Regions from separate parts of the Homo sapiens genome. Here region 2 is linked to region 1. The links are chromatin contacts, found by Hi-C or POLR2A ChIA-PET in ENCODE. All regions are on one chromosome and are shown on one strand. Each heading gives the region's core, a stretch centred on a gene start or an enhancer-like site at or near the end of the contact. The rest is flanking DNA. Distances are from core to core; before and after follow the strand shown. Region 1 has its middle 23 kb from the start of GATAD1. Region 2 overlaps ANKIB1 (ankyrin repeat and IBR domain containing 1).

Region 1 (4,475 bases), core at 962-3,461:
TTCCTCGGCCTTGTAGAAACTAAAACCAGAGACTGTGATTATTGTTCACATACATTCCGAGAAAAGCACACACAAATCAAAGGAAATGTGTATCAAAGACTCACACTGATACGGCTCCTAGCTGCAGACCTTGAAGAGCTGTCTAAAAACAAAATTCACAATAAATCAGAAGCCTGCTTCCCGAGGCATGGGGGCGAGGCCCGGAATCCAGAAGAGGTGATTTGAGGGGTGTGCTTCTGAGCAGGGTCTAGGGAGCAAGGCGGAATATGCACAGCCTGGTACACACAGCCACAGGGCAACTATGGGGAATGAATAGAATTCAGTATTTCTGTAACATCCTCCCTATGATGGACAAGAGAAAATTATTTATTAGTAAACATTTCTTTGAACACAATAGTAACTTTAACATACTCAGTGAATTGAACATGTATTAATTATGAATGTAGAAACCAAGGTAAAAAGGTTCATTTGTAGACCATATTGTCATTCATCAAAGGGGGCCATCCACACTGTATCAATGTTTCATCAGGACAGGATATGCGGTATCTAAGCTTCATAACATTCTGGGTACAGATGCTTTCCAAGGCACCTGAGGGACAGCCTTCCAACCTCAGACATGGGATGAGAAACAAGGTCTTCCCAGTGCCGGAGATGGGGCTGGAGGGCAGATACTGGCAGAGCAGAGTGTGGAGCTGCGTCTGCAGGTGCAGTCCTGGGCTTAGGAGGACTGTCATCACCCAAATAGAGCCAGGGGTGCGGGGAAAGGTGGGATAGGGGCAGGGGCTGAGAGCCAGCAGGCAGTCAGGCTGGAGGATGAGACCAAGAAAGGCACTGAGGTTGTGCCCAGGCCCACAGTCAGGCCCACCAAGGCATGAGGACAACAGAGCAGTGGCCGCAGGGCTGAAGGCATGCCCAGCTCCAAGGCTGCTCTGCCAGAGGCAAATCCAGAGACTGGGCTGACCCACTGGTCCACGGGCAGAGCCAGGAAAGACTCCTCCAGTCTCCAGGGGTAAAAATGAAGGCCCATCCTAGTACGAGGCCTGCGAGAGAAGGCTTTGAACTCCCGCTGGCCAAGGATGGCCAGGAGCAGAGGCTGGGAAAGAAGTGGAGTCTCCAAAGTCCTGGGTTGCCCCTCTGGCATCTCCAAACCCAGTGGGTAATTGCCTGATTCTCTACTTTGTACAACTTAATTAAGTTGGCTTTCTCTATTTCCATTATAGGGAAAACAGTGTATCTAGTCTCCATACAAATGATATTTAATAATGTGCTTGCTTCCAGCCTTCCTCTCCAGATGACTTTCTTCCTCTTATACTGGATCGGTTGCTTCCTATTTCTCCAGCTCCAGCAGCACATGAAGGAGGTGTACATGTGTGTGGTGTGGATGGTGTATATGTGAGTTTGAGTGAGGTGTGTGTGGTGTGTGTGCCTGTGTGTCTGTGTAATATGTGTAAGTGTGTGAGTGTGCATGTGTATGTGGTGTATGTGGTATGAGTAGTGTGTGTAAATGTGTGGTGTGTGTATGACTGTGTGTGTATGTGCTATGAGTGGTGTGTGTAAATGTGTGGTGTGTGTGTGACTGTGTGTGTGTATGTGGCGTAAGGGGTGTGTGTGGTGCGAATGGCATGAGGGGGTGTGGAGTGTGTGTGACTGTGTGTTGTGTGTGTAAATGTGTGACTGTATGTGTAATTGGGAGCGACTGGGAGGAGACAGGGAGAGAGAAGAGGAAATGGTTTCAAGCTAGAAAATGGCTTTCGGTTTTTGAAAGAGTGGAAGAGAGAATAGGAAGAGGCCGTGGAAGTCACAACTGTCTGAAGACTTCAAGAGCTCAGAACATGGGCTCAAGAGGCCAAAATTCTATGGGACAAAAGCTGTTGTCAGTGAAATGTGTTTTCCTTTTTTCCCTCAACTCCTTTTCTGAAATGGGCTTTTTCCCATATATCTTTTAACCCTTGGGCATGAGGTTAAGTCTGGAAAACATAACTAATGCTTTGCCCCTGTATAATATCTCTTCTTTTAAGCCGTTACTTGCTTTGAGATAAACAGCAAAACCTCAGAGATGAGAGCTTCCTTGGAGACCAATAACTTTTATCTCTTGTAATAAACGTTAAGGCCATTTAAAATTTTTAAGTAAAAAACTCAAACATTTCTGGGAAACCAGCACGCCCTCCTGTCGCCCTTCCCCCACCGTCTCGGCTCCCAGATTCCCGCCTCTGTCTGGCTTCCAGCCCCGCCCCGTTCTGAGTGTGATCTGTGCTGTCAGTGCAGGAACTGGGACACCCCACTGCTGGCCCGGGCAGTGAACAGGGTACCCACACCAGCTAAGGAAGCCTCCTCCATGCTTTGGCAGGTGAGGCAATGTCCAAACGTGGACAGCAGGCAGCCCGTCTTCTCCAGCCTCAGGAGCTAGCTATTCCTCCCAGCATGTAAATCCCCAGGGTCGCTACACCGTACTGGTGCTGAGTCTCACCGACGGTCACGTGTTCTTGCTCACTTTGACCACCAGGGGGCGCAGAACCAAACCTAGGCTCCAGACGCGTGCATAGGACTTGATGCATTTTGTACACTAATCTAACCATTATCTTTATTTTCTAGCCCATTTTTCCTTTCATCAGATTTCTCCATTAATTGATCTTATCTTCGTATATTATGGATATTTTTATAAGCCACCTCAAGTCTTATTTGGAATCAGATGGGGAATAAATCAATTGGTAAATAAATCTTCCCGTGAAAGAATGATCAACACTGCTTGGGAAGAAATGCCAACCTTCCCCAAAAAAGAATCGTTTGCTGGCCGGGCGCGGTTGCTCACATCTGTAATCCCAGCACTTTGGGAGGCCGAGGCAGGCGGATCACCTGAGGTCAGGATTTCTTAGACCAGCCTGGCCAACATGGTGAAACCCCATCTCTACTAAAAATACAAAAATTAGCCGGGCGTGGTGGTATGCACCTATAATCCCAGGTACTCGGGAGGCTGAGGCAGGAGAATCGCTTGAACCTGGGAGGCGGAGGTTGCAGTGAGCCGAGATCGTGCCATTGCACTCCAGCCTGGGCGACAAGAGCGAGAGACTTCGTCTCCAAAAAAAAAAAGAAAGAATTGTTTGCTGACAATCTCCTGAATCATACTGAGACGGTTCTGGGTTTTCATAAGAGGACCCAAACACTCTCGGAGTTACTATCTGTGAGCTTCAGAGAGACCACACCTCCGGGAGGCAAGAGGTTTGGCTTGACCCGCCTGACTCCTGGAGGATGCCGGGTCCCTGGGGAGGAGCCCTGCGACCTTTGGGGAGCTAAGCCCTGAGTTGGAATGCAGGGAAACTGGTGGAAATTCGAGTTCTATTCAGGTTTAGAAAAATCTAGGAGCTTCAGGTACCTGCTGAGAGCTGGCACGATCCTGGGGTTTCTGTGGGCAGCACAGAAAGGAATTGGCTGCAAGAAAGGGAGCCACCCTGGGTTCTGTGGTCTAGGGTGGCACCAACGACAGAAAATGGGCAGATGTGGCGAAGCCTTGTGAGTGGAAGCCACCACAATGAGGCGCTGGGGAACCCGGAACGCGGGACCAGGAACCAAGCCGCAGTTAAATCAGGAGAGCCCTCTCAGCCCCTGACTCTGCGGTGCTGGGAAAGCCCTCATGAGCTGAGATGCATCTCAAGCTGTGGAAATGAGGGAGAACCTCGCTCAGAGATGGGTTCTGCTTCCAGTGGGACTTCAAGAAGAAATAAAATACATTTTACAAGAATAAAGAAATATAAACTTCTTGCACACGACTTTGTGAACTAGACGTGGAATCCACTCTCCATAACGAAATGTGTTTGCACCTGAGAGGGGTCCCAGCAACAGTCAGGTTAACTGTTCCTGAAGTGCAGCCCAGACTCGGGAGTGCGCTCCCCAAGGTGCCCTCATCAGAGGCAAGTGTGCCAGCAGGAAGTCGCCCAGATGCCCAGATCCCCTAATCTGCTCAAAGGGTGTGATACCATCTCATAAGTTTACTACTTCATTACAAACAAAATTCCGCCAAGAGAATGTTTCACAAGTAATTTCTATCTGTATTGTTCCACAGGAAGAGTTTCCACAATAAAATGAATGAATTTAATAACGCGACAAAAATATATTTCAGAGGTGAACTAGAACAGGTGCTGTCAAGGTTTACTTACAAAGAATCCCAGGAGAATGTAATCTGCAGGCACCTGACGGGGGAGATTCCCACAGCAATCAAGTATAATAAGTATGGCAAAAAATGCTGAGCTGGAGGATAATTTAAAACCACGTGTTATTTGCTTTCACAGACTATATCATAGCGTATATTATACAGAGATAAATAGATGTAGATATAGATCATAGTAATACTTACCATGATCTTACTTATCTCATAGTATTATAAACAAAAATGTTAATTATTATTTTTGCCTTTTCTTAGTTTTGTTTTTTTTTTTTTTTTTGAGACAAAGTCTCGCTCTTGTCGCCCAGACTGGAGTGCA
Region 2 (4,475 bases), core at 638-3,137, 150 kb before region 1:
CCAGCTTGGGCAACATGCCCAGCCTGCAAAACCCTGTCACTAAAAAAAAAATTTTTTTTAATTATCTACATGGGAGGCTGAAGCAGGAGGATAGCCCGAGCCCAGGAGGTGAAGACTGCAGTGAGCTGTGATAGCACCACTGCACTCCAGCCTGCGCAACAGAATGAGACCCTGTCTCAAAAAAAATATTTTTCAGTCTCTGCAGTTTTTAGCCACATCCCATGCCTCAAAGCTACCTATACCTCCAATTTCTGAGACTTTTTGGTGTTCTTTAACAAAAAGTAGGCTGCTTTTTTTTCTTTCTTGGTTGTAGAATTAGGTTTGACCTTTGCTTACTCAATTTAGCTTTGCTAAACTAGTTGCCTGTTGTGTATTTGTTTTCCAGTTTTCAAAATTCCAGCTTTTTTGAAATTTTTCATCAGCTCTTGTTTCCTCTCATTCTTTTTGACCTTGTAGATTTATCCTTTTTTCTTAATTTATTCTCACTTAATGGGATTTCAGGAGCATATTGACTAAGTTTTCATTTTTACATGTATACTGGGGAGTATGACATAGACATCTCTGTACTTAGATATTACTGATGTAAGTCTACTTTGAATCAAATGAACAGATGTTTAAAAAGTATTGTTCCCAATTGTTTTAATGATTTCTTCCTGTGAGTTGGGGTGGTGCTGCCCATCACCAACTCAGGACGGTATTTGAAAATACCTGGAAAAATTGTAACAATGTCTGGAAAACACTGCAGATATTTAATTGGCAGAGGTCAGGGATGATTAACATTGCGAAATGTGAGGGACGGTCCTACACAGTGAAAAATTAATTCAATCCCAAATGGCAAGAAGAAGACAGGAGGTGTATTAACCTGGAAAAACTGTGCCAGAAGGACAGGGACATAGAACTGGGGGTGATGCACCATTCTGGAATTGGGATTAAGTAGAAGTGCACAAACTAAATGGCGAGACCTCCCCCAGCTTCTTTCCTCCACTTAGCCTAAAGGAATAGACCTAAAGATTTTGACAGTTGGGGTACATAATGAAACCACCAACTCACTTTCATTGTACAGTAGCCCTTGCTGGTTGCCTAACCCCTGCTATTATAAATAATGCCAAAATAAGCATCACTGTACATGTCTCTTTGTGTACCTGTTATAGGAGTTATCCTAGGATAATATCTATTAATTTTTCAAAATTATAACCCACAATAAGTAATTTTATATCATAACCTTATATACACATACACATGCCATATGTCTTTGTGTGTGGTATATCTACATCTATATATAATAAAAAAGTTTTGCAAAACTACACTTAGTATATAGATGCACACTGATCTTTTTAGCTTGTTAAAAGTTGGTCTCATTACGTCTCATTTAGATACAGAAAATACATATATTAGGTAATACATAGAGGTGAATATATGTAAAATCAGGATTCTAGGCCCAAGGCATATTTATTTTCAACATGAACAAATACTGTAAAATTATTCTACAGAACAATTGTTCCAAGTTGTACCTCCACCAGCAATGAGTAATGACTTCAATTTGTGTTTCCAAACTCATTTACCAATTTAATAGGTAGAAGTGGCATCTGTGACAGACACAGACACTGTATATATACTGACCCCATCTTTATTTCTAAAACTTTAAAAATTCCTGTCTCCACTATGGAAACCTTAAAAGGTCGAAAGTTTATTCCCTAGGAGAGGAATCCAAGTTTCCAGATACCAATCATGGGCCAGTCTTGCAAGGAGGCCTTTGTAAGGATAGCCATCTCAAGCCTGATATGTTAACTCTTTTCTGCATGGTCCACTCCCTTGGCATTTAGCCAAGGTACCTTGACAGCTAAGCCCTTTAGAGGTCCAGAATGTGGCCAGTTAAAACAAATTTCATTGATTATAAAGGTCTATCATAGAAAGCCAGGTGGCTTCCGCCTTCAGTTTCTGCATTTTAGTTTCGTTTTTATCTGGCCTGAAGATAAATTTGGACAGCACATATCTGGTTAAGTTGAATCATCTAGTTCTTCAGGCTTTTCAGAAGTGTCCTGATAATCAGGGTACACATGAAAGGAGTGCATTTCCAGAGGACACTCATAGTACCTGATATGGTTTGGATCTGTGTCTCTACCAAATCTCTTGTTGAATTGTAATCTGTAATGTTGAAGTTGGGCCTGGTGGAAGGTGATTGGATCATGGGGGCGAATTTCTCATGAATGGTTTAGCACCATCCCCTTGCTGTGATAAAGAGTGAGTTTTTGTGAGATCTGGTTGTGTAAAAGTGTGTAGCACCTTCCCCCTTGCTCTTTCTCTTGCTCCTGCTCCCACCATGTGAAGTGTCTGCTCCTCCTTTCCCTTCCGCCATGATTGTAAGTTTCCTGAGGCCTCTCCAGAAGTGGAGCAGATGCGGTCATCATGCTTCCTGTACAGCCTGCAGAACCATGAGCCAGTTTAACCTCTTTTCTTTATAAACTTCTCAGTCTCAGGTATTTATAGCACTGTGAAAATGGACTAATACAGTACTCCTGGAAACAAAGAATTCACAATTGTTAGGATACTCCAAACAGGACATATGCAGACAGTCCTTGACTTAATGATTATTTGAATTACAGTTTTTTGACTTGGTTTACAGGGGTATTAAATGCATTTTTGACTTGTGGTTTTGATTTACAGTGGCTTTATTCAGATATAACCCCATCATAAGTCGAGGAGCATCTGTATTAGTCAGGCAGTCCCCAGTATGAACTCTTACCATTGGGTCTCCTGCCCAAGGGTTTCCAGTCCAATTAATTCAGTTTGGTATTTGGCTTCAAGAATGCCTAAATACAGTCAGTTCCAAACAGATTTGCATGTCCATGTTACGAGTTCATTTGCCTCACATCTATGGATGACAATATTTATGGATGTTCTGTGTGAAAGTGCAGGGAGTGGGCGTGGAGGCTCATACCTGTAATCCCAGCAGTTTGGGAGGCCAGTGCCAGAGGATCGCTTGAGGGCAAGAGTTCAAGACCAGCCTGGGCAACATAGGGAGACCTCTTCTCTACTAAAAATAAAAAAAAATAGGCCAGGCATGGTAGCTCACGCTTGTAATCCCAGCACTTTGGGAGGCCGAGACAGGTGGATCACCTGAGGTCAGGAGTTCGAGGCCAACCTGGCCAACATGGTAAAACCCTGTCTCTACTCAAAATACAAAAATTAGCCCAGCGTGGTGGCAGGTGTTTATAGTCCTAGCTACTCAGGAAGCTGAGGCAGGAGAATCGCTTGAACCTGGGAGGCGGAGGTTGCAGTGAGCAGAGATCGTGCCACTGCATTCCAGCCTGGGCAACAAAAGTGAAACTCTGTGTCAAAAAAAAAAAAAAAAGTTACCCAGGCATGATGATGCGTGTCTGTGGTCCTAGCTACTCAGGAGGCTAAGGTGGGAAGAGTGCTTGAGCCCAGGAGTTCAAGGTTTCAGTGAGCTATGATCACACCACTGTACTCCAGCCTGGGCTACAGAATGAGACCCTGTCTCAAAATAAATAAATAATAAAATAAAGAATTTTTTAAAAAAGGAAAAAGAAAATGCAGAAGCTGGGCCAGCCTCTGCTGTCTCGTAGTCAGGGCTGTTAGGTGTAATCATAGGCTCAGCAGTCGGTTTGAGTTCAAAGTGCTGAAGACATTTAGGAAGGCAGCATGGAGAAGTTTTCCTTCAGGAAGAGAGGAACCCTTCCAAAAACAGTTCTGAAAAACAAATCATTTCCTATGCCTCCCTAGGTGCCAGGTTTTTGTTTTATGTCTTGTTACAAAATGTGTCCCATTTAACAATCTTAACTTTATAGTTTTCCAGCTATCTCTTGTTCTCACCCAGACTTTTTATCCCAAAAGGTTGAGTGCAAGAGGGACAAAAGCATTTTCTTAGAACAATATATTTATATAATTTGACCAGAAAGACACATTATATTCAGGAATTGGTCAGGATGAACTCTGAATTTTCAAAAATTTTTGTAATGAATTTACATAACTTCCCCACTCTTTTTTTCCTAACCAATTATCTGGTGAGCAGCCTAGGAAAAAATCCCATTTTGGGGAAAGCTTCCTTTAGTAATCAAACTGTCCCACTAAGATGTGTGTGCGAGGAGAAAGGTAAGGGAAGTAGACTCAGGTTTATCAGTCTATTGTTGTAAGTTGCAATGAATCAAGAAACCCAAACACAAGGCAAAAGCAGTGAGACATCCCCTAGAGCAGTGGTCCCCAACCTTTTTGGTACTAGAGACCGCTTATGTGAAGACAGTTTTTCCACGTACAGCAGAGTGGGGATGGTGTCGGGATGAAACTGTTCCACCTCAGATCATCAGGCATAATGAGCATACAGCCTAGATCCTTTGTGTGTGCAGTTCACAATAGGGTTTGCACTCCTATGAGAATCTAATGCTGCACTGATCTGACATGAGGCAGAACTCAGGGGGTAATGTTCACTTGCCCGCTGCTCACCTCGTGCTGTGTGG

What was found. A loop is a pair of places that touch in the nucleus more often than their neighbours do. ChIA-PET counts read pairs that join two places held with the same protein, here RNA polymerase II (POLR2A). Pooled maps may share reads with other maps.
Region 2: a loop to region 1 is called in a pooled map, with 2.1 times the contacts of the local background. The contact joins two enhancer-like sites. A Hi-C loop is called at or near these places in 1 of 50 pooled maps. POLR2A ChIA-PET finds 5 or more read pairs at or near these places in 3 of 52 experiments (A549, OCI-LY7 and activated T-cell).

Annotation. Positions count from the first base shown.
Region 1 is chr7:92,422,265-92,426,739 of GRCh38, forward strand. It overlaps the pseudogene TMBIM7P. Among named protein-coding and RNA genes, the nearest start is that of GATAD1, 23 kb to the right of the region's middle. RefSeq lists an enhancer at 705-1,205 and a silencer at 2,463-2,582. Within about 2 kb of position 2,212, at least 13 of the 41 ENCODE cell types and tissues checked have a DNase peak (open chromatin) inside an H3K27ac peak, as active enhancers do.
Region 2 is chr7:92,274,749-92,279,223 of GRCh38, forward strand. The region is part of intron 1 of ANKIB1 (ankyrin repeat and IBR domain containing 1); the gene reads left to right. Among named protein-coding and RNA genes, the nearest start is that of ANKIB1, 31 kb to the left of the region's middle. Within about 2 kb of position 1,888, at least 2 of the 41 ENCODE cell types and tissues checked have a DNase peak (open chromatin) inside an H3K27ac peak, as active enhancers do.